2 separate regions of the Homo sapiens genome follow, and region 1 is linked to region 2. Evidence: read pairs that join two places in POLR2A ChIA-PET (ENCODE). Cell type or tissue: OCI-LY7. All regions are shown on one strand. Each heading gives the region's core, and the rest is flanking DNA. Links, peaks and the distances in the headings are about the cores only. Region 1 overlaps HTT (huntingtin). Region 2 overlaps GRK4 (G protein-coupled receptor kinase 4).

Region 1 (16,035 bases), core at 572-5,571, 96 kb after region 2:
AGAGAACTTGGAGGAGCCGAGATTTGCTCAGTGCCACTTCCCTCTTCTAGTCTGAGAGGGAAGAGGGCTGGGGGCGCGGGACACTTCGAGAGGAGGCGGGGTTTGGAGCTGGAGAGATGTGGGGGCAGTGGATGACATAATGCTTTTAGGACGCCTCGGCGGGAGTGGCGGGGCAGGGGGGGGGCGGGGAGTGAGGGCGCGTCCAATGGGAGATTTCTTTTCCTAGTGGCACTTAAAACAGCCTGAGATTTGAGGCTCTTCCTACATTGTCAGGACATTTCATTTAGTTCATGATCACGGTGGTAGTAACACGATTTTAAGCACCACCTAAGAGATCTGCTCATCTAAGCCTAAGTTGGTCTGCAGGCGTTTGAATGAGTTGTGGTTGCCAAGTAAAGTGGTGAACTTACGTGGTGATTAATGAAATTATCTTAAATATTAGGAAGAGTTGATTGAAGTTTTTTGCCTATGTGTGTTGGGAATAAAACCAACACGTTGCTGATGGGGAGGTTAATTGCCGAGGGATGAATGAGGTGTACATTTTACCAGTATTCCAGTCAGGCTTGCCAGAATACGGGGGGTCCGCAGACTCCGTGGGCATCTCAGATGTGCCAGTGAAAGGGTTTCTGTTTGCTTCATTGCTGACAGCTTGTTACTTTTTGGAAGCTAGGGGTTTCTGTTGCTTGTTCTTGGGGAGAATTTTTGAAACAGGAAAAGAGAGACCATTAAAACATCTAGCGGAACCCCAGGACTTTCCCTGGAAGTCTGTGTGTCGAGTGTACAGTAGGAGTTAGGAAGTACTCTGGTGCAGTTCAGGCCTTTCTCTTACCTCTCAGTATTCTATTTCCGATCTGGATGTGTCCCAGATGGCATTTGGTAAGAATATCTCTGTTAAGACTGATTAATTTTTAGTAATATTTCTTGTTCTTTGTTTCTGTTATGATCCTTGTCTCGTCTTCAAAGTTTAATTAGAAAATGATTCGGAGAGCAGTGTTAGCTTATTTGTTGGAATAAAATTTAGGAATAAATTATTCTAAAGGATGGAAAAACTTTTTGGATATTTGGAGAAATTTTAAAACAATTTGGCTTATCTCTTCAGTAAGTAATTTCTCATCCAGAAATTTACTGTAGTGCTTTTCTAGGAGGTAGGTGTCATAAAAGTTCACACATTGCATGTATCTTGTGTAAACACTAAACAGGGCTCCTGATGGGAAGGAAGACCTTTCTGCTGGGCTGCTTCAGACACTTGATCATTCTAAAAATATGCCTTCTCTTTCTTATGCTGATTTGACAGAACCTGCATTTGCTTATCTTCAAAATATGGGTATCAAGAAATTTCCTTTGCTGCCTTGACAAAGGAGATAGATTTTGTTTCATTACTTTAAGGTAATATATGATTACCTTATTTAAAAAATTTAATCAGGACTGGCAAGGTGGCTTACACCTTTAATCCGAGCACTTTGGGAGGCCTAGGTGGACGAATCACCTGAGGTCAGGAGTTTGAGACCAGCCTGGCTAACATGGTGAAACCCTGTCTCTACTAAAAATACAAAAATTAGCTGGTCATGGTGGCACGTGCCTGTAATCCAAGCTACCTGGGAGGCTGAGGCAGGAAAATCGCTTGAACCCGGGAGGCAGAGTCTGCAGTGAGTTGAGATCACGCCACTGCACTCCAGCCTGGGTGACAGAGCGAGACTCTATCTCAAAAAAAATTTTTTTTAATGTATTATTTTTGCATAAGTAATACATTGACATGATACAAATTCTGTAATTACAAAAGGGCAATAATTAAAATATCTTCCTTCCACCCCTTTCCTCTGAGTACCTAACTTTGTCCCCAAGAACAAGCACTATTTCAGTTCCTCATGTATCCTGCCAGATATAACCTGTTCATATTGTAAGATAGATTTAAAATGCTCTAAAAACAAAAGTAGTTTAGAATAATATATATCTATATATTTTTTGAGATGTAGTCTCACATTGTCACCCAGGCTGGAGTGCAGTGATACAATCTCGGCTCACTGCAGTCTCTGCCTCCCAGGTTCAAATGCTTCTCCTGCCTCAGCCTTCTGAGTAGCTGGGATTACAGGCGCCCACCACCATGTCCAGCTAATTTTTGTATTTTTAGTAGAGATGGGGTTTCACCATGTTGGCCAGGCTGGTCTTGAACTCCTGACCTTGTGATCTGTCCACCTCGGCCTCCCAAAGTGCTGGGATTACAGGTGTGAGCCACCATGCCTGGCTAGAATAATAACTTTTAAAGGTTCTTAGCATGCTCTGAAATCAACTGCATTAGGTTTATTTATAGTTTTATAGTTATTTTAAATAAAATGCATATTTGTCATATTTCTCTGTATTTTGCTGTTGAGAAAGGAGGTATTCACTAATTTTGAGTAACAAACACTGCTCACAAAGTTTGGATTTTGGCAGTTCTGTTCACGTGCTTCAGCCAAAAAATCCTCTTCTCAAAGTAAGATTGATGAAAGCAATTTAGAAAGTATCTGTTCTGTTTTTATGGCTCTTGCTCTTTGGTGTGGAACTGTGGTGTCACGCCATGCATGGGCCTCAGTTTATGAGTGTTTGTGCTCTGCTCAGCATACAGGATGCAGGAGTTCCTTATGGGGCTGGCTGCAGGCTCAGCAAATCTAGCATGCTTGGGAGGGTCCTCACAGTAATTAGGAGGCAATTAATACTTGCTTCTGGCAGTTTCTTATTCTCCTTCAGATTCCTATCTGGTGTTTCCCTGACTTTATTCATTCATCAGTAAATATTTACTAAACATGTACTATGTGCCTGGCACTGTTATAGGTGCAGGGCTCAGCAGTGAGCAGACAAAGCTCTGCCCTCGTGAAGCTTTCATTCTAATGAAGGACATAGACAGTAAGCAAGATAGATAAGTAAAATATACAGTACGTTAATACGTGGAGGAACTTCAAAGCAGGGAAGGGGATAGGGAAATGTCAGGGTTAATCGAGTGTTAACTTATTTTTATTTTTAAAAAAATTGTTAAGGGCTTTCCAGCAAAACCCAGAAAGCCTGCTAGACAAATTCCAAAAGAGCTGTAGCACTAAGTGTTGACATTTTTATTTTATTTTGTTTTGTTTTGTTTTTTTTGAGACAGTTCTTGCTCTATCAGCCAGGCTGGAGTGCACTAGTGTGATCTTGGCTCACTGCAACCTCTGCCTCTTGGGTTCAAGTGATTCTCATGCCTCAGCCTCCTGTTTAGCTGGGATTATAGACATGCACTGCCATGCCTGGGTAATTTTTTTTTTTTCCCCCGAGACGGAGTCTTGCTCTGTCGCCCAGGCTGGAGTGCAGTGGCGCGATCTCAGCTCACTGCAAGCTCCGCTTCCCGAGTTCACGCCATTCTCCTGCCTCAGTCTCCCAAGTAGCTGGGACTACAGGCGCCTGCCACCACGTCCAGCTAATTTTTTTGTATTTTTAATAGAGACGGGGTTTCACCGTGTTAGCCAGGATGATCTTGATCTCCTGACCTCGTCATCCGCCGACCTTGTGATCCGCCCACCTCGGCCTCCCAAAGTGCTGGGATTACAGGCATGAGCCACTGTGCCCGGCCACGCCTGGGTAATTTTTGTATTTTTAGTAGAGATGGGGTTTTGCCATGATGAGCAGGCTGGTCTCGAACTCCCGGCCTCATGTGATCTGCCTGCCTTGGCCTCCCAAAGTGCTAGGATTACAGGCATGAGCCACCATACCTGGCCAGTGTTGATATTTTAAATACGGTGTTCAGGGAAGGTCCACTGAGAAGACAGCTTTTTTTTTTTTTTTTTTTGGGGTTGGGGGGCAAGGTCTTGCTCTTTAACCCAGGCTGGAATGCAGTATCACTATCGTAGCTCACTTCAGCCTTGAACTCCTGGGCTCAAGTGATCCTCCCACCTCAACCTCACAATGTGTTGGGACTATAGGTGTGAGCCATCACACCTGGCCAGATGATGGCTTTTGAGTAAAGACCTCAAGCGAGTTAAGAGTCTAGTGTAAGGGTGTATGAAGTAGTGGTATTCCAGATGGGGGGAACAGGTCCAAAATCTTCCTGTTTCAGGAATAGCAAGGATGTCATTTTAGTTGGGTGAATTGAGTGAGGGGGACATTTGTAGTAAGAAGTAAGGTCCAAGAGGTCAAGGGAGTGCCATATCAGACCAATACTACTTGCCTTGTAGATGGAATAAAGATATTGGCATTTATGTGAGTGAGATGGGATGTCACTGGAGGATTAGAGCAGAGGAGTAGCATGATCTGAATTTCAATCTTAAGTGAACTCTGGCTGACAACAGAGTGAAGGGGAACACCGGCAAAAGCAGAAACCAGTTAGGAAGCCACTGCAGTGCTCAGATAAGCATGGTGGGTTCTGTCAGGGTACCGGCTGTCGGCTGTGGGCAGTGTGAGGAATGACTGACTGGATTTTGAATGCGGAACCAACTGCACTTGTTGAACTCTGCTAAGTATAACAATTTAGCAGTAGCTTGCGTTATCAGGTTTGTATTCAGCTGCAAGTAACAGAAAATCCTGCTGCAATAGCTTAAACTGGTAACAAGCAAGAGCTTATCAGAAGACAAAAATAAGTCTGGGGAAATTCAACAATAAGTTAAGGAACCCAGGCTCTTTCTTTTTTTTTTTTTTGAAACGGAGTTTCGCTCTTGTCACCCGGGCTGGAGTGCAATGATGTGATCTCAGCTCACTAAAACCTCTACCTCCTGGGTTCAAGTGATTCTTCTGCCTCAGCCTCCCAAGTAACTGGGATTACAGGCGTATACCACCATGCCCAGCTAATTTTTGTGTTTTTAGTAGAGATGGGGTTTCACCATGTTGGCCAGGCTGGTCTCGAACTTCTGACCTCAGGTGATCCACTCGCCTCAGCCTGCCAAAGTGCTGGGATTACAGGTTTGGGCCACTGCACCCGGTCAGAACCCAGGCTCTTTCTTATACTTACCTTGCAAACCCTTGTTCTCATTTTTTCCCTTTGTATTTTTATTGTTGAATTGTAATAGTTCTTTATATATTCTGGATACTGGATTCTTATCAGATAGATGATTTGTAAAAACTCTCCCTTCCTTTGGATTGTCTTTTTACTTTCTTGATAGTGTCTTTTGAAGTGTAAAAGTTTTTAATTTTGATGAAGTCGAGTTTATCTATTTTGTCTTTGGTTGCTGTGCTTCAAGTGTCATATCTAAGAAATCATTGTCTAATCCAAAGTCAAAAAGGTTTACTCCTATGTTTTCTTCTAAGAATTTTAGAGTTTTACATTTAAGTCTGATCCATTTTGAGTTAATTTTTATATATGGTTCAGGTAGAAGTCCAACTTTATTCTTTTCCATGTGGTTATTCAGTTGTCCCAGCACTGTTTGTTGAAGAGACTATTCTTTCCCCATGGAATTATCTTAGTACCCTTGTTGAAAATTAATCGTCCTTAATTGTATAAATTTATTTCTAGACTGTCAGTTCTACCTGTTGGTCTTTATGTCGATCCTGTGCCAGTACCATACAGTCTTGATTACTGAAGTTTGTGTCACAGTTTAAATTCATGAAATGTGAGTTCTCCAACTTTGTTCCTTTTCAAGATTGATTTGGCCATGCTGGGTCCCTTGCATTTCCGTACGAATTGTAGGATCAGCTTGTCAGTTTCAACAAAGAAGCCAAGTAGGATTCTGAGAGGGATTGTGTTGAATCTGTAGATCAACTTGGGGAGTATTCGCATCTTAACAATATTGTCTTCCACCTATGAACATGGGCAAACTTTGTGTAAATGGTCAGATTGTAAGTATTTCGGGCTGTGTGGGCACAGTGTCTCTGTCACAGCTACGCGGCTCTGCCATTGTAGCATGAAAGTAGCCATAAGCAATATGTATGAGTGTCTGTGTTCCAATAGAATTTTATTAATGACAAGGAAGTTTGAATTTCATATAATTTTCACCTGTCATGAGATAGTATTTGATTATTTTGGTCAACCATTTAAAAATGTAAAAACATTTCTTAGCTTGTGAACTAGCCAAAAATATGCAGGTTATAGTTTTCCCACTCCTAGGTTAAAATATGATAGGACCACATTTGGAAAGCATTTCTTTTTTTTTTTTTTTTTTTTTTTTTGAGACGGAGTTTCACTCTTGTTGCCCAGGCTGGAGTGCAGTGGCGCGATCTCGGCTCACTGCAACCTCTGCCTCCCAGGTTCAAGACATTCTCCTGCACGGCCTCCCTAGTAGCTGGGATTACAGGCATGCGCCACCACACCCAGCTAATTTTGTATTTTTAGTAGAGACGGGGTTTCTCCATGTTGGTCAGGCTGGTCTTGAACTCCTGACCTCAGGTGATCCACCCGCCTCAGCCTCCCAAAGTGCTGGGATTACAGGGTGTGAGCCACCACACCCTGCTGGAAAGCATTTCTTTTTTGGCTGTTTTTGTTTTTTTTTTAAACTAGTTTTGAAAATTATAAAAGTTACACATATACATTATAAAAATATCTTCAAGCAGCACAGATGAAAAACAAAGCCCTTCTTGCAAGTCTGTCATCTTTGTCTAACTTCCTAAGAACAAAAGTGTTTCTTGTGTCTTCTTCCCAGATTTTAATATGCATATACAAGCATTTAAATGTGTCATTTTTTGTTTGCTTGACTGAGATCACATTACATATGTATTTTTTTACTTAACAATGTGTCATAGATATTGTTCCATAGCAGTACCTGTAATTCTTATTAATTGCTATGTAATATTTTAGAATTTCTTTTTAAAAGAGGACTTTTGGAGATGTAAAGGCAAAGGTCTCACATTTTTGTGGCTGTAGAATGTGCTGGTGACATATTCTCTCTACCTTGAGAAGTCCCCATCCCCATCACCTCCATTTCCTGTAAATAAGTCAACCACTTGATAAACTACCTTTGAATGGATCCACACTCAAAACATTTAGTCTTATTCAGACAACAAGGAGGAAAAATAAAATACCTTATAAAGCACTGTTTAATATTGTATTAAATTGGATCAATTTGGGGGCTAGAATGTATGTTAGAGACATGATATGTCCATAGGTCCTTGCTATCACAGTGAGGTCTCAGGGACAGTCGTTTGGTATCATTTGGGATCTCATAAGCAGACTCTCTCTGCTTGACCTGACAAATCAGAGTCTGTGTTTTAACAGGTTCAGTGAGTGACTTACATGCACATTGGAGTTTGGGAAGCTCCACTGTAGGTGCTTAGACCTTACCTTTGTTGTTGCTAATAACAATGCAAGCATTTGGGAGGAAGACCTGTGTTGCTCATATGTGTCCAGGTGTAGCTGAGGTGGCCTTGCTTATCTGCTGTAGGGCCGTTGAGCATTTCTGTAGCTGTGATGAGTGAGCTGAGGTGAGCCTGCGGAGAGCTCCCAGCCATTGGTAGTGGGACTCGCTTAGATGAACTGGAAGGACCCTTTCATCTGAGCAGCCACTATGGAGAAAAACAACCGAATGAGGGGAGAGACAATGTGCAATTTTATTTAGGGCACAAAGGAGAGCTGTGGTTAGAAGGTGACATTTGAGTGGAAAGGGGGCAAGCCATGTGTATAGCGGGAGAAGAGAGGTCCAGGCAGAGTTAACAGAAGGCAGAAATGCTTTCCATGTTTGAGAACCAGTAAGGAGGCCAGTGGCTGAAGTAAGGTGAAGGGCAGAAATAAGGATGAGGCTGCGAGAGATGAGAGGTTAGAGACGAGCGTCTTGTGCACCAAGATAAGCTTGTGTGGTCAAAACAAGTAGTTTAATTTATGTTTTTAAAAGATCATTTTGGCTGGGCACAATGGTTCATGCCTGTAATACCAGTAGTTTGAGACGGTGTGGTGGGAGGATTGCCTGAGGCCAGACGACCAGCATAGCCAACATAGCAGCACCTATAAGGTCTCTACAAAAAACTTTAAAAAATTAGCTGGGCATAGTGGTGTGTGCCTGTAGTCCCAGCTACTCAGGAGGCTGAGGAGGCTGGAGGATTGCTTGAGTCCAGGAGTTTGAGGCTGCAGTGAGCTATGATTATGCCACTACACTACAACCTGGGCAAGAGAGTGAGACCCTGTCTCTAAATATACACACACACACACACACACACACACACACACACACACACACACACACACACACACATATATATGTATATATATGCATTTAGATGAAAAGATCACTTTGACAATACCACATGCTGGTGAGGATTTAGAAAAACTAGGTCACTTATTGCTGGTGGGAATATAATATAGTACGGCCACTCTGGAAAACAGTTTGGCAGTTTGTCATAAAACTGAACATACCGTTAGTATACAGCCCAGCAGCAACTACAATCCTGGGCATTAATCCTAGAGAAATGAAACCTTAATGTTCACATAAAAACCTATACTCAAGTATGCATAGCAGCTTTACCCATAATATCTAAGAACTGGAATCAGCTCAGATGTCCTTCAACAGGTGAATGGTTAAACTACTCAGTAATAAAAAGGAATGAGCTACTGATAGCATGCAACAGTTTAGGTGAAGTTATGCTAATGAAAAAAGCCAATCCCAAAAGGTTATACATACTGTATGATTCTATGTTTTTTTGCAATGGCACAGTTTTAGGGATGGAGAATAGATTAGTGGTTGCCTGGGGTTAGAGATGGGGTAGTAGAGTAGGTTAGTGGTGGCAGAGGAGAGAAAAGAGAGGGAGGTGAATGTGGTTATAAAAGGACAACACAGGGGAATACTTGTAATGGAAATGCTTTGTCTTTTTTTTTTTTTTTTTTTTTTTGGCGACAGAGTCTTGCTCTGTTGCCCAGGCTGGAGTGCAGTGGCATGATCTTTTCTCACTGCAACCTCTGCCTCCTGGGTTCAAGTGATACTTGTGTCTCAGTCTCCCATGTTCAGAGTGAAACAAACCAGAGGTAATGTTCATCCAAATAATCCAACACACATGACATTAAAACATCAAGATCAGGTCGGACGTGGTGGCTCATGCCTGTAATCCCAGCACTTTTGGGAGGCCAAGGTGGGCAGATCACTTGAGGTCAGGAGTTCGAGACCAGCCGGGCCAACATGATGAAACCCCATCTTGACTAAAAATACAAAAATTAGCCGGGCATGGTGGTGTGCACCTGTAGTCCCAGCTACTTGGGAGGCTGAGGCAAGAGAACTGCTTGAACCCGAGGGGCAGAGGTTGCAGTGAGCTGAGAGTGCGCCATTGCACTTCAGCCTGTGTGACAGAGTAAGACTCCATCTCCAAAAAAAAAAAACCAAGATCAATTAAAATACAGCATTACTGGGCCGGGTGTGGTGGCTCACACCTGTAATCCCAGCACTTTGGGAGGCCGAGATGGGCAGATCACGAGGTCAGGAGATCCAGACCATCCCGGCTAACACGGTGAAACCCCGTCTCTACTAAAAAATACAAAAAATTAGCCGGGTATAGTGGTGGGTGCCTGTAGTCCCAGCTACTTGGGAGGCTGAAGCAGGAGAATGGTGTGAACCCGGGAGGCAGAGCTGGCAGTGAGCTGAGATCGCGCCACTGCACTCCAGCCTGGGCGACAGAGCAAGACTCCGTCTCGGGGGAAAAAAAAAAATAAATAAATAGAATGCTGTAGTGTCCTTGAGTTTACATGCCCCTCCTTACGCTTGTGTGCCCGTGCAGATTGCTTGATTACACAATTAGAGGAGGCTGGCGGAGGATTGTTTTAATTTTTTTTTTTTTGAGACAGTCTGGCTCTGTTCCCCAGGCTAGAGTGCAATGGCGCAATCTTGGTGCACTGCAACCTCTGCCTCCTGGGTTCAAGCAGTTCTTCTGCCGCAGCCTCCCGAGTAGCTGGGATTATAGGCGCCCGCCACCACGCCCAACTATTTTTTGTATTTTTAGTAGAGCAGCGTTTCACCATGCTGGCCAGGCTGGTCTCGAACTCCTGACCTCAGATGATCTGCTGCCCCAGCCTCCCAAAGTGCTGGGATTACAGGCGTGAGCCACACCTGGCCGTTTGTTTTAATTTTGAAGGTGAAGTGAAAGTGACTACATTTACCAAAAGTGATTGAAAAGCCAGGACTGTTCTTACCCTGTTTTTCCAGTTCTTGCTCAGAGCAAGGTGGTTTCTTTTTCACTTAATCACCATACTTACTTTTCATGTAGAACAAGTCAGTTTGAGTTATCAGTTCATCATCTTAACTAAATTCCATGGGGGAAGGAATTAGTTTTAGTTTCTTAAACTTCCAGGTTTGCTTATTGGACAAAATGAGATAGCAAGGCAGTGTTTTTAAGTTAGATTTTTTATTTCTTTGGTAATACAATTTTCTCAGAAACTTAGTAGTCTTTTAGTTTAGTTGTTTTTAGTTGGTCCTATGTTTTGGATCACCCCTCTCTACTTTATTTTGATAGTGCCAACTGTGAAGACATCTGAAGCCATAGGTTTGGATGGGAAGGAGGCATCTTTAGCCTGATCATCTTCGCCAGGCTGTTTATCTCCTTTTGCTTGGCTGAGAAGTCTTAATAGGAGGCTTATTCCCAGCTATTTGGGGACATAGAAGCAGTTAGCCATTGCTTATATTTTACTGAGGTCTGTGTGGTATGTTGATTGTAGTCAGTTAACGATTTTGAGAACTGAAGGCAGCCTGGTATATATAGAGTAGGTATTAGACTGTGTTTCTTCTAATTGAATTTCCCATCTCTTGTAATCTATGCCATCATCTTCTGTACTGCTGAGAAAGAAAGAAAGTTTCTAATCAAACTATACCACTGGTTGTAAGATGCAGTTTGGCTTTAGTGATGTTAACACATGATTCAAACGTGAAATTGATTGAGTATTGGTGAAATACAGAGGAGATTTAAAGCCAGAAGACCTGGGTTTAAATGCTGGCTGTATGACTTCATATCTGTGTGATCTTGGGCATGTCATGGTTGGCACTTCAATTTCTTCTCTCTATAATGGGGGAAGTGAGGCCAGTCATGGTGGCTCATACCTATAATCCCAGTGCTTTGGGAGGCCAAGATGGGAAGATCGCTTGAGGCCAGGAGTTTGAGCAATTGGGCAACATCGTGAGGCCCCGTCTCTACAAAATATTTTGAAAAAATTAGCCAGGCCCAGTGGTGCGTGCCTGTGGTCCGCGCCACTCAGGAGGCTGAGACGGGAGGATCCTTTCAGCCTAGGAGTTTAAGGCTAAAGTGAGCCATGATTGTGCTATCGTACTCCAGCCTGGGCAGCAGAGCAAGATCCTGACTCTAAAAAAAAGTAAAATAAAGTAAAATGGGGGAAATGAACTGCTTTAGTAACATCATCTGTTTTTTCTGTGAGCAGCGTAGCTTGACAGCCATTGGTGAACTCGTGCCCTGTGCTTCCCTGTCCAGATCCCCATTCTGCCCGCAACATGGAGTATAACGGTTTATTCATAGTAGTCGAGAAACACTCACTGAATGAATGAATGAGGTGTAGAACTAAGTGGAGTGGGTAATTCAACACATATTAATTTCCTTCTTTTTTTTATTTTTAGAAAGAAAGAACTTTCAGCTACCAAGAAAGACCGTGTGAATCATTGTCTGACAATATGTGAAAACATAGTGGCACAGTCTGTCAGGTAATTGCACTTTGAACTGTCTAGAGAAAATAAGAACTTTGTATATTTTCAGTCTTAATGGGCTAGAATATTCTTTGTGTCCCAGCTATTTTAAATGGATTCAGAAATCCATTTAAGATGAAGAAGGACCCTTTTCCCATATTTCTGGCTATATACAAGGATATCCAGACACTGAAATGAATAATGTTCCCTTTTTGTAATCTTTTATGCAAAAATTAAAACCATTATGGTAATTGAACAACATGTTTATGTTTAGTTAACACCCTTAGCAACTATAGTTATTTTAAAACCATCTATGGTTTGATATTTTTGCATTTGTTGCAATAGTAGGAACAGCACAAGACAGTTCAGTTTGTCTCTCTTATTTGCTTTTTCTTGGCAGTTTGCTGTCCTATTGTACCTCTGCTCCTAGCAGTGGCTGGAGCCCACTCCTCTGTGCTTCGGGATTAGTGGGGATCGTGGGGCATTGACTGTAGGTCAGCTTTCCTTGCTTGATCTTTCTCACTGGGATGAACTAGCAGCACCTTCTTTTGTAGCTGCTTTGCTTTTGACTATCTTTCTGACCGTTGTTCCTAGTAGCTGTAGATGGTAAATATATTTAGGCCTGTTTCCAATGGCTCAGTAGGAGACATATTCACCTATGATATCTGAATTCTGTTACCCACATGGGCATGCGTGAAATAGTTGCCTTGCCTTACTTTCCCTTGGAATAAATAATTCATGTTATTCTCCTGGTAGAAGCTAGAAAAAGCCTTTATAGTCAGTCAGAAAAAAATTTTTAGACAAATAATCTTGATTTTAGTACTGACAAAAACGTGTGGTGATTCTTTTTTTAATTTTTTTTTGAGACGGAGTTTCACTCTTGTTGCCCAGGCTGGAGTGCAATGGCGTGATCTCGGCTCACTGCAACCTCTGCCTCCTGGGTTCAAGTGATTCTCCTGCCTCAGCCTCCCAAGTAGCTGGAGTTACAGGCATGTGCTACTGTGCCCAGCTAATTTTGTATTTTTAGTAGAGATGTTGGTCAGGCTGATCTCGAACTCCCAACCTTAGGTGATCTGCCCGCCTCAGCCTCCCAAAGTGCTGGGATTACAGGCGTGAGCCAGGGCGCCCGGTGATTCATTTGTTTTTTCAAAAAATTTCCTCTTGGCCATTGCTTTTCACTTTTGTTTTTTTTTTTTTTTTGAGACGGAGTCACGATCTGTCACCCAGGCTGGAGTGCAGTGGCATGATCTTGGCTTACTGCAAGCTCTGCCTCCCAGGTTCACGCCATTCTCCTGCTTCAGCCTGGCGAGTAGCTGGGACTACAGGTGCTCGCCACCACACCCGGCTAATTTTTTGTATTTTTAGTAGAGATGGGGTTTCACCGTGGTCTTGATCTCCTGACCTCATGACCCGCTCAACTCAGCCTCCCAAAGTGCTGGGATTACAGGCGTGAGCCACCGCGCCCGGCCCTCTCTTGTCTTTTTATTGTGGTAAAATGCACATAAAATTGACTGTCTTAACCATTTTTAGGGGTACAGTTCAGTATATATATTCGTAATGTTGTACAGCCATCACTGCCATCTACTTCATAAGTTTTTCTTCTGTCAAAACTGAACATCTGTCTTCATTAAACTCCCTATCATCCATTCTTTCCTGTAGTCCCTTTCTACTTTCTGTCTGTATGAGTGTAACTGCTCTGGAGACCTCATGTAAGTGGATTCCTACAGGATTTGTGTTTTTTTTTTGGTGATCTGCTTATTTTTAATGCCTCTGTGCATTTGTATTATATACTTTCAAAGTGATTTCACAAAACCGTTTCATTTTAGGTTAACTCATTTCTGTTGTTTGTGAAATACTGTGTATGATTCTGTTCTGTTTCTGTCTAATTTGTGGAAATGTTGTGGGAAGAAAATGAAATAACAAATGAGCATATGTCCTGAAAATAAAAATATAAAAATTCTAAGTTAGCATGCTATTGTAGAATACAACGCTATGATAAAAGTAGGAAAAAAAAAGGTTTGAATTCTATCTCTGCTACCTGTGTAAGCTGGGTGACTTTAGATAAGCTGTAACGTGTTTGAGCCTTACTGGCTCATTTTTGAAATGTAATCCCTAGTTACACAGTTCTTGTGGGATCAGATGGTACATGTGAAACACTGTGAAAAAGCAACTGCATAGATATGTTCATTAGCCACCTGAGCGGGAAGCGTATCCCATTGCGATGCCCATCATCCAAAGCTATATGTTATCTTTACTTTTTTTTTTTTGAGACAGAGTCTTGCTCTGTTGCCCAGGCTAGAGTGCAGTGGTGCAATCTCAGCTCACTGCAAGCTCCACCTCCCGGGTTCACGCTATTCTCCTGCCCCAGCCTCCCAAGTAGCTGGGACTACAGGCACCCGCCACCATGCCTGGCTAAATTTTTGTATTTTTAGTAGAGATGGGGTTTCACCGTGTTAGCCAGGATGGTCTTGATCTCCTGACCTCGTGATCCGCCCGCCTCGGCCTCCCAAAGTGCTGGGATTACAGGCGTGAGCCACTGCCCCTGGCCATCTTTACTTTTTTTGTGAAATGACTTTAAATACTTGGCAAACATTTGGTCATTGTTCATCTGATCTCCACCATCCAGGTCTCAGAGAACATAATTTCTCTCTGAAAGCTTATTGACCCAGGAAATAAGATCTCTTTCAATCTGAGTGCGTCAGGCTTTATTCTTGTCATTTTGTCTTTTGATAATTTTCAAATGGAATTCATGGAATGTTGGCTTATATTCATATATTAGTAAAGTATGTTGAGACATCTTAAGATTGATTTGTGGTTCTATATGCCATATTAAATCAAAATAATAGCTGTTAATGGTTTTCACATTAGTCTGTCTCTTGTTTTTATGGAGTAATGCTGAGAGTTCATTATGCTTGTTCTACAGAAGAGCATGTTAAAAGGAGTTTTTGGAGTCAGAGAGGTTATTCTTGGTTTCATAGGATACACTCTATACTTTTTAGGGATTTCAGAGTATATAGCTGAAGGTGATATTTTATGTAAATATGTTTTATGGAAACTTATTGCTCATCGCTGTTTCCTGTTAACTCTCCTAAAATATAATTAAACTTTTGGAACTTTTTTATAGCTTTTGTGCTAGACTAATTTTTGTCTCTAATGAGGTTATATAAATGGCAGCTTCTGACGTTTTCAATGTAGGAAGTCATTTAAAACTTCATGTATATTGTGAAAATGTAGTCTGCTTTAAGCTCTCTAAAGTGGTCTAAGTTACTGGTTCCTAAGTATGGATGAGCATCAAAATCATCTGGAAAATTTGTTAAAAATACAGTAATGAAGGCACCTCACTGTCCTTTTTCCCAAACATACTTCTGCATTCTGTTTGAGTAGGTAGGGACTACACATTTTTCACAAGTATCCTCTTGGGAATACCCAGGAATGCTTACTTGAGCAACCTCTTACTAATATGTACCTTGATAAGGTGGCTAGGTAAACATAAATATACAAAAATCCATAGATCTCCCATATATTAGCATAAATCAGCTAGAAAATATAACGTTTAAAGATCTAGTTCACAGTAGCACCAATATATCGAACTCTAAGGAATCGATAAATATGCAAAAACTTTATAAAAACTTCTGTTAATGTTTCTGAAAGATATAGGTGACCACTTTCTAGATAGGAAGATTTTATATTACTAAGTTGAATTTTCTCTAAATTAACACAGAAATTTAAAATAATCTTGATCAAAATTCTAGTAGAGGTATTTTTGAACTTGTTCACTGCAAGAATAAATACATAATTGCAAAGAATATCTCAAAATCATCACCAGGCCTGGTGTGGTGGCCCATGCCTGTAATCCCAGCACTTTGGGAGGCTGAGGCAGGCAGATCACCTGAGGTCAAGAGTTTGAGACCAGCTGGACCAGTGCGGTGAAACACTGCCTCTACTAAAAATACAAAAATTAGCTGGGTGTGGTGGTGCATGCCTGTAGTCCCAGCTACTTGGGAGGCTGAGGCAGGAGAATTGCTTGAACCCAGGAGGTACAGGTTGCGGTGAGCCTAGATCGCACCACTGCATTCCAGCCTGGGCGACAAGAGCAAAATTCTGTCTCAAGAAAAAAGAGAAAAAAGAAAAAGAAATCAACACTAATATGGTGAGACTTAATGTATGTGACATTAAAATAGTGATTGGATGTTAAAACAGGTATAGAACAGAAAGAAGAGTGTATGTGTGTATCTGTATGAATTTATGATGGGTGTAACATATATGTATTAGGGAAATGAGGGAAATGATACATTTCTCTGACTTTGGGAGAACATTATATCTCTACCTCATATTGCAAACAAACATAAAGTTCAGATTAATTACCTAAATGTGAAAAAATGAAATAATTTCTTTAAAAAATGTAATCTTAGTTTGAGGAAGGTTAACATTATAAAGGAAAAAACTGTTTTGAGTGGAATATAGTTCAATATGTCAAAATCCACCTTCAACAAAATTGAAAGTA
Region 2 (16,035 bases), core at 4,411-9,410:
CCAAACAGGCCGGTTTTAGCCAGCATGATAAGGAGGTCCCCTCTGCTTCAACCTTTGCAAGGGGCAAGGAGCAAGGGAAGTAACTCTGAAAGGACTAGTCTGCTTTTTGTTCTCTGTGTCTGCTTGCTTCAGCCCTTTTCTGCCTATAAAACCAAACTCCTCTGTTTAGCTCATTGAAACACTCATTGTTTTCTTTCTCTTTCTCTCTTTCTTTCTCTCTCTTTCCCTCCCTCCTCCTTCCCTTCTTCCTTGTTTTTTTTTCCCTCTCTTTCACAGGCTCTTGTCTGTTGCTCAGGCTGGAATGCAGTGGCGCAGTCATGGCTCACTGCAGCCTTGACCTCCTAGGCTCCAGTGATCCTCCCACCTCAGCCTCCTGAGTAGCTGGGACTACAGGTGCACACCACCATGCCTGAGTAATTTTTTTTTTAGAGATGGGGTCTCAGTATGTTGCCCAGGCTGCATTCTGTTTTTTAGAAGGAGGTGTTGCCCAATTCTAGCATTGCAAATAAAAGCCAACTAGATTCCAATTTGAAATTTGATGTAATTTTGTCCTTTGATGATATGTTTGCTTCCAGCCAGTTCCATGTGCCAGTAGTTGCACCCACCGTTCTTTCCTAGACACATTCTCAAGCTTGAATTTTCTTTCTTTCTTTTTTTTTTTTTTTTTTTTTGGTTTGATACAGAGTTTTGCTCTTGTTGCCCAGGCTGGAGTGCAACGGCATGATCCCAGCTCACCACAACCTCCGCTTCCAGGTTCAGGTGATTCTCCCGCCTCAGCCTCCCAAGTAGCTGGGATTGCAGGCACATGCCACCACGTCCGGCTAATTTTGTATTTTTAGTAGATACAGGGTTCCTCCATGTTGGTCAGGCTGGTCTCAAACTGCCGACCTCAGGTGATCTGTCCACCCCGGTCTCCCAAAGTGCTGGGATGACAGGCGCGAGCCACCGCACCCGGCCGAATTTTCTTTCTTTCAAGTCTCTACTCCCCAGATTAGTTGGGGGCTGTCTTGAGGCAGCAGTATGGGTGGGAAAACCACACCCCTGATCTGCTTGCTGCACAGAGCTGAGTTTTTATCTGCTTTTGTCTTTCAAAGCCTTTTCCAGTCTTATTTTCCACTGTTTGGGGGTCCAGGAACAGGCGGCCTTTCATACTCTCTAAAGGCCCAAATTTCTGGTCTGTTTGCACTTTTTTTTTATTGCTGCTTACAAAGCCAGCAATTCTTGCTTGAGCTCCCTTCCCCAGCAAAATACCTTCCTCGGTATGATGAGTAACAGCGCATACTACTGCTGTTTGACCTGTTTGCTAGAGCGTGGGGCTCTCCAAGCACTTGGTCTGTGTGTGCTGCCTCTTGAGTTATCATCACAGACAACACTGAACTAAATGTGTTGCTGCTACTGAATAACGCAGAGCTCCGGCTGCTACGCCTACTGCTAGACCATCTGTTTACCCAGGGTTTTTTATTAGGTTAATATTTCCCTCTAGATACTGACATCTGTATCAGTTAAACTGATACTTGCTGCTGTAACAGGTAAACCTTAAAATCTCTGTTGTTTGTGGAGCAATAAGAATAGAATTTATTTTTCATTTCCATAAAAGCCACGTTGAGGGCGGTCAGGGAGGGAGTGGGTGAGTAGACTGTGCTTTGTGCAGTCATTGAGGATTCCAGGCTGGCAGAAGTTCTGAGTCATCAGCACATGGCTCCCAAGATCCTCCTGTGGATCTCGGTCCATCTACGAAACAAAGAAGCGAGAGAGCACGGAGAACCGTGTGGGAGATTCTTCCAGGCCAGGCGTGGAAGTGGCATAAACACTTCTGTCCACATTCTGTTGTCCAGATCACAGTCAGATGGCCCCCCTCCCCACAGGGGACTGGGAAATGTCCCTCATTGGGCTGCCACTTCCCAGCAGCAGCTCTGTTGTGACTATTAGGAGTTCACTATATATTCTGATTACTCATCCCTTATCAGGTATATAATGTGCAAATGTTTTCCCCCATTCCATGGGCTTATGAAGTTCATTTTGCCTATTTTTTCTTTTGTAACATGAGCCTTTGGTGCCCTGACTATATCTCTTTTGACAATAAAATATTTTCCTTCTTTTTTACAGCTAAAATTGAGAATAAACTAGGTTTTATAGAAATTCCTAAAAGTCAGTTGCTGTATTAATCTATCCTAAAGATCCATATTGAGTGGGAAGAAAAAGGGAAAACAACTTTCATCTTTAAAATTACTTTATGTAGAAGGTTCTTGGTTATCTCATAGACTGTGGCTTCACACATTAAGCTAATTGATAATATGCTAAGTTTTTAAGAATCTTTTAAAAACTTGGTCTGATAGGATTCTGTAATTGAGCTAATCGATTCTATTGTCAATCTAAAAAAAGATATCAGAGAAAAATATCTCTGAATTTAATGAATGAATTAGGGAGTAAGCAAAGAGGATTATAATTTGGGATGCACAGCCATGGCGAGCCACAGGTGCACCCGAAAAGGGGAAAGGAAGAGGAAGCTTTTATTTGGCAGACAGGGAGAGGTTCACATAAGCTGCTTGGAAACAGAGTTCACTGGTTCCAGAGGCTCAAAATCGTAGTTGGCATCAGTTCTGTGGTGGAGATGCCACTAGGGGGCAGGTGTTCTTTCAAGAGCATCTTATCTCAATTGCTGCCGTCCTAAAAAAAGTCCAGGCCAGGCAAGGTGGCTCATGCTTGTAATCCCAGTTGTTTGAGAGGCTGAGGCAGGAGGGTCGATTGGGCCCAGGGGTCTGAGACTAGCTTGGGCAACATGGCAAGATCTCTTCTCTACAAAAGCTTTTTAAAAAAATAGCCATGTGTGGCCAGGCACAGTGGCTCATGCCTGTAATCCCAGCACTTTGGGAGGCCGAGGTGGGCGGATCTCCTGAGTTCAGGAGTTCGAGACCAGCCTGGCCCACATGCTGAAACCCCGTCTCTTACTGAAAATACACAAATTAGGCTGGGCACGGTGACTCACGCCTGTGATCCCAGCACTTTGGGAGGCCAAGGCAGGCGGATCATGAGGTCAGGAGATCGAGACCATCCTGGTTAACGTGGTGAAACACCGTCTGTAAATACAAAAAAATTAGCCAGGCATGGTGATGGGCGCCTATAGTCCCACCTACTTGGGAGGCTGAGGCAGGAGAATGGTGTGAACCCAGGAGGTGGAGCTTGCAGTGAGCCGAGATCGCGCCATTGCACTCCAGCCTGGGCAACAGAACGAGACTCCGTCTCAAAAAAAAAAACAAAAAAAAACCCCACAAATTACCTGGGTGTGGTGGCAGGCGCCTGCAATCCCAGCTATTCTGGAGGCTAAAGTGGGAGAATCACCTGAACCCAGGAGGTGGAGGTTGCAATCATCTGAGATGGTGCCACTGCACTCCAACCTGAGTGACAGAGGGAGACTCTGTCTCAAAAAAAAAAAAAAAAAAAAAAAGAGTGGCCAGGCACGGTGGCTCACGCCTGTAATCCCAGCACTTTGGGGAGGCCGAGGCGGGCGGATCACCTGAGGTCAGGAGTTCGAGACCAGCCTGACCAACATGGAGAAACCCTGTCTCTACTAAAGATACAAAATTAGCCGGGCGTGGTGGCACATGCCTGTAATCCCAGCTACTCAGGAGGCTGAGCCAGGAGAATTGCTTGAACCCAGTAGGCGGAGGTTGTGGTGAGCCAAGATCACACCATTGCACTCCAGCCTGGGCAACAAGAGTGAAACTCCGTCCCCCTACCCCCCCAAAAAAAATCCATGTGTGGTGGTGCATGCTTGTGGTCCCAGCTGCTGAGGAGGCTGAGGTAGCTGGATCTCTTGAGTCCAGGAAGTCAAGGCTGCAGTGAGACTTGCATTCTGCATTCTAGCCTGGGTGACAGAGCAAGACCCTATCTCAAAAAAGAAAAAAAATGGTCCAGTGTACCTGGTCTCAGAAATACCTGCATATGTGCCAAATGTAGGTTGTGAAAAGCATGAAATGCATGAAGGATGTGAAAGAATTTCTTGTGGGGTTATTTTAGACACTCCTCCTAATGGTTCTTATCTCAGACATGTAAGCAAGAACCCTTCTTTGTGCCTTCCCAGCTCCAAGTTTCTTTGGGTCTGACAAGAGTGCTTTCATCCTGTTAGGACCAGCTGCCTGACCCTCCACAGGGTACCCAGAGCCTGGACAGTGCCTGGCACACTGGACATGGACAGCAGATGTCTTCTCAATAAATAATTTGTTAGCCAGGATTCACAGTATGGAAGGATGACTGGGGCTGCCATGGCCACCCAGCCTCCCTGGAGCCTTCACTGCCTGGAGCTGGCTGGGAGTGGCAGCAGCCAGGATGAAGAGGAAAGCCTAGCACCTTGACTTGTTTCCCTCATCATCCAAGATGGGAACCCGGGAACCAGTCTTCAGTGGGAATCTTCTGTCGATGTAGGAAACATACCCTAAAGGGGAAGGGAAGGAACACTGAACCCCACTCATGGGCCTGGTACCTTTCTATACAAGTTATCCTATTTAATCTCCACAACAAGCCTACTAGATGCTGAGATCTCAATGTGCAAATACCCCAGAACAGCACCTAGATGAGGCACAGGGACTCACTGGAAGCCTTGTCTTCCTTGGGCCCATCTGTGAGGAGCAGAACAGCTCACCTCTTGCCTGACAGGCTAGTCCTGGGTAATGCATCCAGCCTACCTCTTGTTGCCACCCTACCCCACCGTCAGTGCCACATACCCGTGAACACAAACCCACTGGGGCTGAGCGGCTGTGCCACTGTCACAGGATCCTTAGGGTGTCACTTCACCAGCTGGAGACTTCTGTGGCCAGTGGCGGCTTTACCTGAGTTTTGCTTGGGCCCACTGGGCTCCTTCCACCCACTTGGCCTGGCAGGCTGTGCTTGTCTTTCACTACTGGTCCAGATCCCATGCCTGCCAAGGGCAAGCCAGGTGCAGAGCAGCAAGGGTTGCATGAGCAAATGAGTGTGGGGTCTGGCCATTGGGCACAGCCAGGCATGCCAGCTGTGGCAGGGCAGGCAGCTCCAGGCACAGGCGCTGGTTACCTGCTGTGGCTGTGGCTAGACCAAGCGTACTGCAAGCAGCTGCCACTGTGGGTGCCAGGGAATGCGGTGGCGCCCAGAAGCTTGGAGACTTCAGGAACCACAGAGCTTCAAAGAGGGTGTCACAGCCTTGGCTGGGGGAGGTCCTAAGTCTCGGCTCCCCAAGGGGCCACAGCTCTTATCTCCTCTCTTCTCTCCTTCTCATCACCCACAACGTGGTGAGTTGGGGGGTGTGCTTCAGCCTGTTTGTATTACAGCTCTTTCAGTCCCACCATTCAGTGGGTCCCAAGTTCTTGTCCCATGTCCAGGAAGAATGAGGTACACAGACAACTGGAGGGTAAGCAAGAAGAGGTGCTTTATTGAGTGACAGTACAGCTCTCAGGAGACCCAAAATGGGTAGCTCCTTTCTGCAGGCAGATCATCCCATCGTCTGTGCAGCCCTCAGAGGAGAGGAGACCTGGAGTGGGTAGCTCCTATCTGCAGGCAGGTTGTCCTGATGAGTATACAGCCCTCAGTGGAAAGGAGACCCACAGTGGGTAGCACCTCTCTGCAGGCAGGTTGTCCTGTTTTCTGCCCAAGTCTGGCTGAGTCTGGGGTTTTTATAAGCTTCAGAGGGGAGGAAGTACATGCTGATTGGTCCGTGGGCGGGCCCAGAAAAACCACCATAAGTTCTCACTCCAGTCTGCAGAACTGGCAGCCCGGCTGTCAGGCTTCAGTCTATCCCTGGCTTGAAGGTGAGGTTTCACTGGGGACCCTGCCCCTTTCTACCCAGGAGCCTGTCTGCCTCCTGCCCTTGTTCATGGTGCCCTGGCTGTTTGTGTGCCCTGGCCTGCACTGAGCTGAACTCAGCCACGCCTTGGCCTCCCTGCCATGCTCATTGGTGTCCAAAGTCTGGAGGGGGCTGAGGTGGCAGGTGGCTGGTGTGTCAGCACCGCCCCTATCGTGCACACACCTGGCTGGGTTGTGACAGTGCCTGGGCTCAGCCACAACTTTGATCCAAAATCGGAGCAGGTGCCAGGAGCAGTGAGAGGCCAGTCAGTGGGAACAGGCACTTCTGAGCCTGCAGGGGCAGGGGGGCTTCCTGGGCTCCTGAGAGCACAGGGATGCCCAGGTCAGCAGCTGTGGCTGGGTGGCTGCAGCTGCTCCCAGTAGTGTGGGGCTCCTGCCCCACCAACCTGGAAGGGGGTAGGGCTCCCACCTGTTCCTGGCTTCCGCCGGCACTGGCCACTGCTGCCAGCACCACCTCATCCAGGCCCTGCCTGCCTCGCTGCTTGGATCCTGGGAAGGTGGAAGCACTGGTTCTAAGCCTACAGGCAGTGTCAGGCTTAGGAAAGGAAGGACATAGCAGCCAGGCTGCCATGTTTCTTGCTAGTTACTTGAGTAGTGTAAAGTTGGGAGAAGCCAGGGAACAAGAGAAAGCAGAGATAGTGAAATATGAATAAGACCAAGAGGGACTTGTTCTCTGCTCAATGATTCAGCAGCTTGGGCACAGAAGCACCACTGAAGATGTAAGCCATGTCTCAGGGCACTTGTAGATCATGCTTGTTTTCCACTTGTGGAATCTAGAGGGCAAAATACTGCATCAGGCAAGTGACAGCTCAGCTCTGTACTCCTTTAAGAGGTCAGATAAAAATGGCATATCCCAAAGAACAGTTCTTATTTCAACTGAAGGGAGAACCAGCAATAACCCTGAAAAAAATAACCCATAACCAAAGATGATAGCCTTTTTTCAGTGCCTACTGCTTCTCTGGAATGAGTTTCTGTGTTCTCTGTGAAGGGACAGGAGGAACAGGTCACCCTTTCCCCACCCTTCAGTGACATAGGACATGGCTGTCACTGACACAGCACTTGACATATTCTCTGGCATTGGCAGGTGGTTGTTACATGTTTATTAAATAAACAAATCTTAACAGAAAGAAAAAATGTGGACTGGATTTGAGGGGGAAGATTATGAGTCTAGGGTGAACATGTTGAATGCCAGGTGCTCTGGACATCTTGTGGTGTGGGACGTGAGTCCAGAGCTCATGATCTCAGTTGAAATATTGAGTAGGGGGAGTAGAAGAGCAAAACTAAGGCTGAGGAAGAAGCTCTTACATCTTTGATGGTTTTCTTTTTTGCAGATATCAAGTCTGTATCTCTAGCCGAGCCTCTTCTGAGCTCATCCCAGTCTACCCATCTTCCAAATGTCTGTCTCTTACAATTTTCCACACTCACCGTATTTAAGACAGAGCTCATCGTGTTCCAAGGAAATGTGGCTTTTGCCCTGGTTTCCTAATTCTTCCAAATGGTCCTGGAGTCTTAGTCACCCAGCCTAAGCCATTATGTTCTCCTGGATAAAATTCAGTAAAATTTTAGCTGCCCAGAAGGCTTGAGATTGAAGATGCTCATTTCTCTGAGTTGAATTAAAGAAAAAATGGTGCTTGTTTAAAAGATCTTTCTGAAGTATTATAGTGTAGCCTTTTCCATCATTCTGGTTTCACCATGGGATGCTCTTCTCCCAGCACTTGCCAAGACTCTGCCACTCACATCCTTCAGGCCTCTGCCTAAATGTGACCCCTGTAGGGAGGTCTTCTCTGATCCTACCTTAGTCAAAACAGCACCTTCCACCTTTACCCTGCTTGATTTTGTTTCATATTTATCACTATATGATTAGCATTTTTTTCTTATCTCTTATCATTATCTGATTTGTGCACCTGTCTCCCTGTATTAGTCCATTTTCACACTGCTGTGAAGATACTACCTGAGACTGGGTAATTTATAAATAAAAGAGGTTTAATTGACTCACAGTTCTGCATGGCTAGAGGGGCCTCAGGAAACTTACAATCATGGTGAAAAGCGAAGGGGAAGCAAGGCACGTCTTACATGGTGGCAGGAGAGAGAGAGGGGGAGAGAGAGCACAAGGGAAACTGCCACTTTTAAAACCATCAGATCTCATGAGAACTCCCTCATTATCGCAGGACAGCATGGGGAATCCGTCCCCACGATCCAATCACGGGACTCCCACCTGGTCCCTCCCTCGACATGTGGGTATTATAATTTGAGATGAGATTTGGGTGGGGACACAGAGCCAAACCATATCACTCCCTCACTTAGAATGCGAGGGAGGGACTTGGTCTTTTTTACCATCATATGCCTAGTGCTTTGAAGGTTTTTGGTACATAGTAGATGCTCAATAAATATTTCTTTGATAAATACTTATAAGCAGCCCTGAACAATATGTCATGTTAGATCTTGTTTACAGATTTGGAAACTGAGGCTCACCATGGCTTCTAAATGGCAGAGCTAGTGACAGATTGCTTCCCTTGGGAATTTTATACTTCATCAAGCAGCTTTCCAGATAAGACAAATTATTATAAGCATGTATTTTTATTCATGATAGGTACCCAAACCACTCAAACAGAAATGTTAAGATATATTGGTGGAAGTAGTTGTTATAATTGGATATTTCTGACTGTTAAAGGAAATTGCCTTTTTTCTCCCAAATTCAGGAGGATATGGCAAAAAAAGTGGTCGTAGTAAAAAATGGAAGGAGATACTGACACTGCCTCCTGTCAGCCAGTGCAGTGAGCTTAGACATTCCATTGGTGAGTAAATAGTGCCTACTAATGCTTGGATGGTACATCTGGCATGATACCATTCATTAGATGTTATTCTTTCTTGAGTTCCATGTTTGTTTCAAACATTTTATGATAAATTCTCCTTATATCTTCATGATTCCTCTCAGGAAAAAAAATCCTTTAGATTTTCTGATCTGCAGTTATAAAGTTGGCTGTTGACTTTTTCATTAAAAATATATATTTTTTATAGAGGTGGGGTCTCACCATGTTGCCCAGGCTGGTCTTAAACTCCTGAGCTCAAGCAGTCTGCCCACCTTGGCCTCCCAAAGTGCTGGGATTACAGGTGTGAGCCACTATGCCCGCTCCCCATTAGAAACATTTTTTACAAGTAATATATATACTCATTGTTCTATACATTACTGAAGAAAAAGTAAAAATTCCTCTCCCCATGACCGAGCCAATTATTGTCTGTAGAAGAAACACTGTTAAGTATTGTTTAGTAGCCTTCCAGACAGTTTTCTATGCACGTTTTAAAAAATTATTGAGCCAGGCCGGGCGCAGTGGCTCACGCCTGTAATCCCGGCACTTTGGGAGGCCGAGGTGGGCGGATCACGAGGTCAGGAGATCGAGACCACGGTGAAACCCCGTCTCTACTAAAAATACAAAAAAATTAGCTGGGTGCGGTGACGGGTGTGTGTAATCCCAGCTGCTTGGGAGGCTGAGGCAGGAGAATGACGTGAAACCGGGAGGCGGAGCTTGCAGTGAGCCGAAATCACACCACTGCACTCCAGCCTGGGGAACAGAGCAAGACTCTGTCTCAAAAAAAAAAAAAAAAATTATTGAGCCAGGCATGGTGGCACATACCTGTAGGTGCACCTACTTAGGAGGCTGAGGCAGGAGGATCCCTTGAGCCCAAGAGGTTGAGTCTAGCCTGGGCAACATAGTGAGACCTGTCTTGAGAAAAAAAATTAATGAGGGAAAGAAAGAAAAAAGAAAAGAAAAATTTCTAATGATCTTCAGGAAAGGATTAGTCAGATAAAAATATGGTATATCAGTGTAACAGAATACTCTGCAACTGTAAAGAATGAGAGTTAGCTACAGGTCCTAACATGAGCCTAAGGAGTCAGATACAGAAGGCCGGGTGTGGTGGCTCACGCCCGTAATCCCAGCACTTTGGGAGACTGAGGTGGGCGGATCACGAGATCAGGAGATCGAGACCATCCTGGCTAACACGGTGAAACTCCGTCTCTACTAAAAATACAAAAAAATTAGCTGGGCGAGGTGGCGGGCGCCTGTAGTCCCAGCTACTTGGGAAGCTGAGGCAGGAGAATGGTGTGAACCTGGGGAGCTTGGAGATCCCACCACTGCACTCCAGCCTGGGTGACAGAACAAGACTCCGTCTCAAAAAAAAAAAAAAAAAAAAGAAGTCAGATATAGAATCATGTCTATAGAGCAATCATAACTGTATTTTTTAACAATAGAATTTTCAGTTCAAAGGGTACATGCATTTAAAATTTTGATATTGCTAAATCACTGCCAAAAAGATTGTATCAATTTACCTTTCTGTCAACAGTATGTAACAAACTTTCTTTGTGATGCCTTTGCTAATACTGGTTGTTGTCAGTATTTTTAATATTTGCTAAACTGCAATTTGAAAAATGGTTTCTTTTCTCGATTATGGATGGGGTAGAACATTTCCTTTTTTTTTTTCAATGTTTCCTTTTTCTTTTCTAATTCATTTATAAAAGTTCTTTATATATAAAAGGTGTTATCTTTTTTTTTTTTTTTTTTTTTGAGACAGAGTCTCGCTGTGTCGCCAGGCTGGAGTGCAATGGCATGATCTCGGCTCACTGCAAGCTCCGCCTCCCAGATTCAAGTGATTCCCTGCCTCAGCCTCCCAAGTAGCTGGGACTACAGGTGCCCACCACCACGCCCGGCTAATTTTTGTATTTTTAGTAGAGACTGGGTTTCACCAGGTTGGCCAGGATGGTCTCAATTTCTTGCCCTTGTGATCCGCCCACCTCAGCCTCCCAAAGTGCTGGGATTACAGACCTGAGCCACCGCGCCTGGCCCTCAGTGTCTTTTTTTCATACAGAAGTTTTAGTATTTTTATAGAGACAAATATATCAGTCTTTTCCTGGTTAGCTTCTGAGCTTTGTGTTATCTGTAGGAAGGACACATTTATTCCAAGATTATTTTTACAAACCAATCCATCTTTCCTTTAGTACTATTGTAGTTCCTTTTAAAGAAAGATGATGAAGTATTATATTTATAAAAATTAGTTTCAGGTGGTATAAAGGAGCTAGTATTTCCCTCATTGTTGTAACCCCCCCATTGTTTTAACTCCACTGAGTATTTTAAATAACTGCTTCTTGAAGATATAATTCATATGCCATACAACTTATCCATTTAAAGTATATAATTCAATAGTTTTTAATATATTGAGTTGTGAAACCATCACCACAGTCAATTTGACAGCATTTTCAGCACCCCAAAAAGAAACGCCACACCCATTGATAGCCACTCCTGACTCCTTCCTGCCCGCTACCTCCAGAGCTAGACAACTACAAATCCACTTTCTGTCTATGTCTTTGCCTGTTCCAGACATTTCATATAAATGGGAATCATAAACTATGTGGTCTTTTGTGACAGGCTTTTTTTACGTAGCATAATGTTGTCAAAGTACTTCATCCTTTTTTGTTGGTGAATAATATTCCATTATATGGATATATCACATTTTATTTAGCCATTCATCAGTTAATAGACATTTGAGTTGTTTTCTACTTTTGCCTGTTATGAATAATGCTGCTATGAATATTCATGTACTAGGCTTTTAAAAAATGATGATAAAATATACATAACAAAAATTACTGTTTGAAATGTACAGTTCGGTGGCATTGAGTTGGATATTGCGTGGACATACCACATTTTGCTTATCTGTTCATCTGTTGATGGACATTGGGTTGTTCCAAGTTTTTGGCTGTGTGAATAGTGTTGCTGGGAACATTGGTGTGCAAATACCTGTTTGAGTCCGTGCTTTCACTTGTTTTGTGTATGTACTCAGAAGCAGAATTGTTGGCCAGGCGCAGTGGCTCACGGCTGTAATCCCAGCACTTTGGGAGGCTGAGGTGGGTGGATCACTTGAAGTCAGCAGTTCGAGACTAGCCTGGCCAACATGGTGAAACCTGTTTCTACTAAAATTACAAAAATTGGGCCAGGCGCCATGACTCATGCCGGTAATCTCAGCACTTTGGCAAGCCAAGGCAGGTGGATCATCTGAGGTCAGGAGTTTGAAACCAGCCTGGCCAACATAGTAAAACCACATCTCTACTAAAAATACAAAAATTACTTGGGTGTGGAGGCATGTGCCTATAATCCAAGGTACTCAGGAGGCTGAGGCATGAGAATTGCTTGAACCCGGGAGGTAGAGGTTGCAGTGAGCTGAGATTATGCCACTGCACTCCAGCCTGGATGACAGAGTGAGGCTCTGTCTCAAAAAAAAAAAAAAAAAAAAAAAAGAAGTAGAATCATATGGTAATTCTGTGTTTAACTTTTTGAGGAACGCCAGACTCTTCCAAACCACTGCCCTGTGTTACATTCCCAGTAGCAATGTGTTCAGTTGCTTCACATCTTTCCCAACGCTTTTGATTTTCCTCTTTATTTTTCATTGAATCTAATCCTAGTGGGTATGAAGTATCTTACTGTGTTTTGATTTGCATTTCTCTAATGAATAATGATGTTGAGCATATTTTCATGTGCTTATGGGTCATTTGTAAACTTTTAGAGAAATGTCTGTTCCAATCTTTTATCCGTTTTAAAAATTGGATTGTCTTTTTGTTGTTGAGGTATAAGATTTCTTTCTATGTTCTAGATATTAGATGCTTAACAGATAAGCAGGAGAATCGCCTGAACCCGGGAGGCAGAGGCTGCAGTGAGCGGAGATTGTACCGCTGCCCTCCAGCCTGGGCGACAGAGGAGGGAGACTGTCTGAAACAAACAACAACAACAACAACAAGATGAAAATAATACGGCAAATACTGTTCTTGACTTTTACTGTATCGAGTGAGAACTGTAAGGCTTAGAACAGCATGTGGTGGACTGTAATGATTCTATTTGTTTGCTTCTTATCCCTTTGCTTCACCCAGAAAAGGATTATAGCAGTCTTTGTGACAAGCAACCGATAGGAAGACGTCTCTTCAGGCAGTTCTGTGATACCAAACCCACTCTAAAGAGGCACATTGAATTCTTGGATGCAGTGGTGAGCAGTTTATCTCCATATTGAGCAACCACCCAATCTTATGCTTTTGAAAATGTAAAAACTTGGCCAGGCGCAGTAGCTCATGCTGTAATCCCAGCATTTTGGAAGGCTGAGGCGGGCGGATCATGAGGTCAGGAGATCGAGACCATCCTGACCAACACAGTGAAACCCGTCTCTACTAAAATACAAAAAGTTAGCCGGGCGTGGTGGCGCGTGCCTGTAGTCCCAGCTACTTGGGAGGCTGAGGCAGGGGAATCACTTGAACCAGGAGGCGGAGGTTGCAGTGAGCCGAGATCGCACCACTGCCTTCCAGCCTGGGCGACAGAGCAAGACTCCGTCTCAAAAAAAAAGAAAATGTAAAAACTAGACCTGGGCAATGATGTAGGAGTGGAGGGACTGGTTGTCTTGGTGTCATATTATCTTATTAGGACAGAAATCCCTTTAGTCTGAAGTGGTATTTTGTGTAGAATTACGTCTCAAGTGTTGGAGAATCACATGTAGTCATTGAATGACTTTGAAACTTGAGGCTTGAATTGTATGAAGATGACAAACTAATTAAGATGATAATGCTTTTTTTATTTTTTATTTTTTTGAAATGGAGTCTCTCTCTGTCTCCCAGGCTGGACTGCAGTGGCATGATCTTGGCTTACTGCAACCTCCGCCTCCTGGGTTCAAGCAATTCTTCTGCCTCAGCCTTGTGATCCACCTGCCTTGGCCCCCCAAAGTGCTGGGATTACAGGCATAAGCCACTGTGCCCGGCTCTAAGATGATAGTGCTTGTTCGGCTACCAGAAAAGTGTCCTTTCTGCACTCAACTGGCCAATGCTCTTAACTTAAAAACGCTTTAACCCAGAAGCATATGGAAGGGATAAAGTTTGTGTAAGAAGAATGATCACTTTGGATGGAATTTACTATGCTCAAGAAAGTTTCCAACATTCTCATGTATCCTGTTTGAGATTTACTGTGATTTCCTTATAGGTAAAGAAACTTTATGTTTCTCAGTCTTTGTGGGTACCATTGGGAAGCCTAGACTTTCAAAGCTATGAAATTCAGAAGCAAGTGACCAATAGAAAATTGGTGGAATTTAGCAGAAAATCTCTCTCACTTTTGTACCAGGGTTATGATCCTTCCTCTCTCTGCTTTGGCCTGTCTTAATTGTATCGGCAAATATGTATTGAGTGCTTATTATATGTGGACATATATGTCTTATATCATTGAGTTTGGATTTGATTTTCCTCTAACACAGCTTTTTAAAACTTTAAAATGTATATATATTTATTTATGATATATTCTTTTCAGAAAAACATTTGCGGCTGTTTTGTTGTTTGCTTCCTTCCCTCAGATCTCTCCCAGTCCTTTCCTTTCTGGCACTGTTGCTAGAATAAGGTGATTCTTCTTCTTCTTCTTCTTTTTTTTTTTTTTTTTTTTTTTTTTTGAGACAGAGTTTTGCTCTTGTCCTCCAGGCTGGAGTGCTATGGCGTGATCCCAGCTCACTGCAACCTCCGCCTCCCAGGTTCAAGTGATTCTCCTGCCTCAGCCTCCTGAGTAGCTGGGACTACAGGCATGTGCCACCACACCCAACTAATTTTTGTATTTTTAGTAGAGACGGGGTTTCCCCATGTTGGCTAGGCTGGTCTCAGACTCCTGACCTCAGGTGATCTGCCCGTCTCGGCCTCCCAAAGTGCTAGGATTACAGGCATCAGCCACTGCGCCTGGCCAGTTCTTCTTTTTGAAGACAGAGTTCCAGTATGCTGGGGCATGCTTACTCAGTTTGGGGGATGGAACCCTGGGTGTAAGTTCTCATGTAGTGGGTAATGTTTGCCAAGCTGCTGTATTTTAAGAATTTAGGGACCTACTGTTCTTCCTTACGTTAAAATAGCTAAACTGCATTGTTGAAACTCTGTTTTAGGTTTCAGTCTTCTGATATTGTCATGATACCTGTCGTTATGAGGTGACAGCTATGTGACTGCAGTTACAGGTTATGTTTTTGTTTTTTTGATGGCAGTTGTGTAGGTTCAGAAATAATGTCTGATTGTGCCATTTTGTCACACTTACTGCTTTGACTATCCTCGTGATAGGTGATGACAGGCTCTGTGAGCTTCTCAAGTGAAGGGACTGTGTCTTATTCATTTCCCCCTCATGGCACATGGCATGGTTGTTTGCCCTATTTCTTGCTCATTAAATGAATTAGTGGCATCTGTATCAGTCAGGATTCAACCAGAGAACTAGAACCCATAGGAGGAGATATTAAGAGATTTATTGCAAGGAATTGGCTTACATAATTGTGGGGTCTGGTTAGGAAAGTCTGAAATCTGTAGGGCGGACCGTCAGAAGGGGCATGGTAGGACTCTCCAGTAATGGGCTGAAGCTGCCGTCCTCAGGCAGAATTTCTTCCTCCAGGAAGACTCATCTCTGTTCTTAACACCTTCCAACTGATTAGGTCAGAGCCACCTAGATTATCTAGCATAATCTCCTTCACTTGAAGTCAACTGATTATAAACTTTAATCGTATGTACAAGTACCTTCCCAGCAGCACCTGGATTTATGTTTGAGTGACTAACTGGGGCTCATAGCCTGCCCAGTTGGCATATCGAAGGACCATTGCAGGATCAGACTTGCTTTCTCTTCCATTAATTGCATGCCACACAGTATCCAGAACTCCCAGCACTGAAGTTTGTTTGTTTGTTTTTGAGGCTGAGTCTTGCTCTGTTGCCCAGGCTGGAGTGTAGTAGCATGATCTCGGCTCACTGCAACCTCCGCCTCCTGGGTCCAGGCAATTCTTCCTGCCTCAGCCTCTTGAGTAGCTAGGATTACAGGTATGCGCCACCACACCCAGCTAATTTTTGTAATTTTAGTACAGACGGGTTTTCACTATGTTGGCCAGGCTGGTCTCCAACTCCCAGCCTCAGATGATCTGCCTGCCTCGGCCTCCCAAAGTGCTGTGGTTACAGGCATGAGCCACTGCTCCCGGCCCTGAGATATCTTTAATGGATACAATGTAATATGGCATACAGAGTATTATGGGAAGTATTGCTCTAAAACTTCATTAACCTCCTTTAAAAAACTGACTTCTTCCGCCTCATACACCTTACTTTCCCAAAGAAGAGCTGTAGACTCTTGATCAGTAGAGTTGGTCTGTGACTCTGAGGATATCAAACCAAATAATTTGAAACATAAT

What was found. ChIA-PET counts read pairs that join two places held together with the same protein. Peaks named below come from ENCODE experiments on the same cell type or tissue, not always from the same donor. Only the 100,000 strongest peaks of a DNase experiment are listed, where the experiment ranks them.
Region 1: POLR2A ChIA-PET joins it to region 2 with 8 read pairs; 4 of 35 experiments call an interaction of 5 or more read pairs at or near these places.

Annotation. Positions count from the first base shown.
Region 1 is chr4:3,075,474-3,091,508 of GRCh38, forward strand. It overlaps HTT (huntingtin), which reads left to right. Exons shown (of 67, transcript NM_001388492.1): 2 at 11,466-11,549. It also overlaps the pseudogene RNU7-33P. Among named protein-coding and RNA genes, the nearest start is that of HTT, 8.8 kb to the left of the region's middle. RefSeq lists enhancers at 1-43, 54-103, 2,384-2,523, 4,201-4,340. In OCI-LY7, for the core only: no CTCF peak of the experiment used is centred there; a DNase peak (open chromatin) is centred at 2,548; H3K4me3 peaks cover 2,487 bases; H3K27ac peaks cover 2,643 bases.
Region 2 is chr4:2,975,982-2,992,016 of GRCh38, forward strand. It overlaps GRK4 (G protein-coupled receptor kinase 4), which reads left to right. Exons shown (of 16, transcript NM_182982.3): 2 at 8,532-8,627; 3 at 12,746-12,858. Among named protein-coding and RNA genes, the nearest start is that of GRK4, 20 kb to the left of the region's middle. In OCI-LY7, for the core only: no CTCF peak of the experiment used is centred there; no DNase peak of the experiment used is centred there.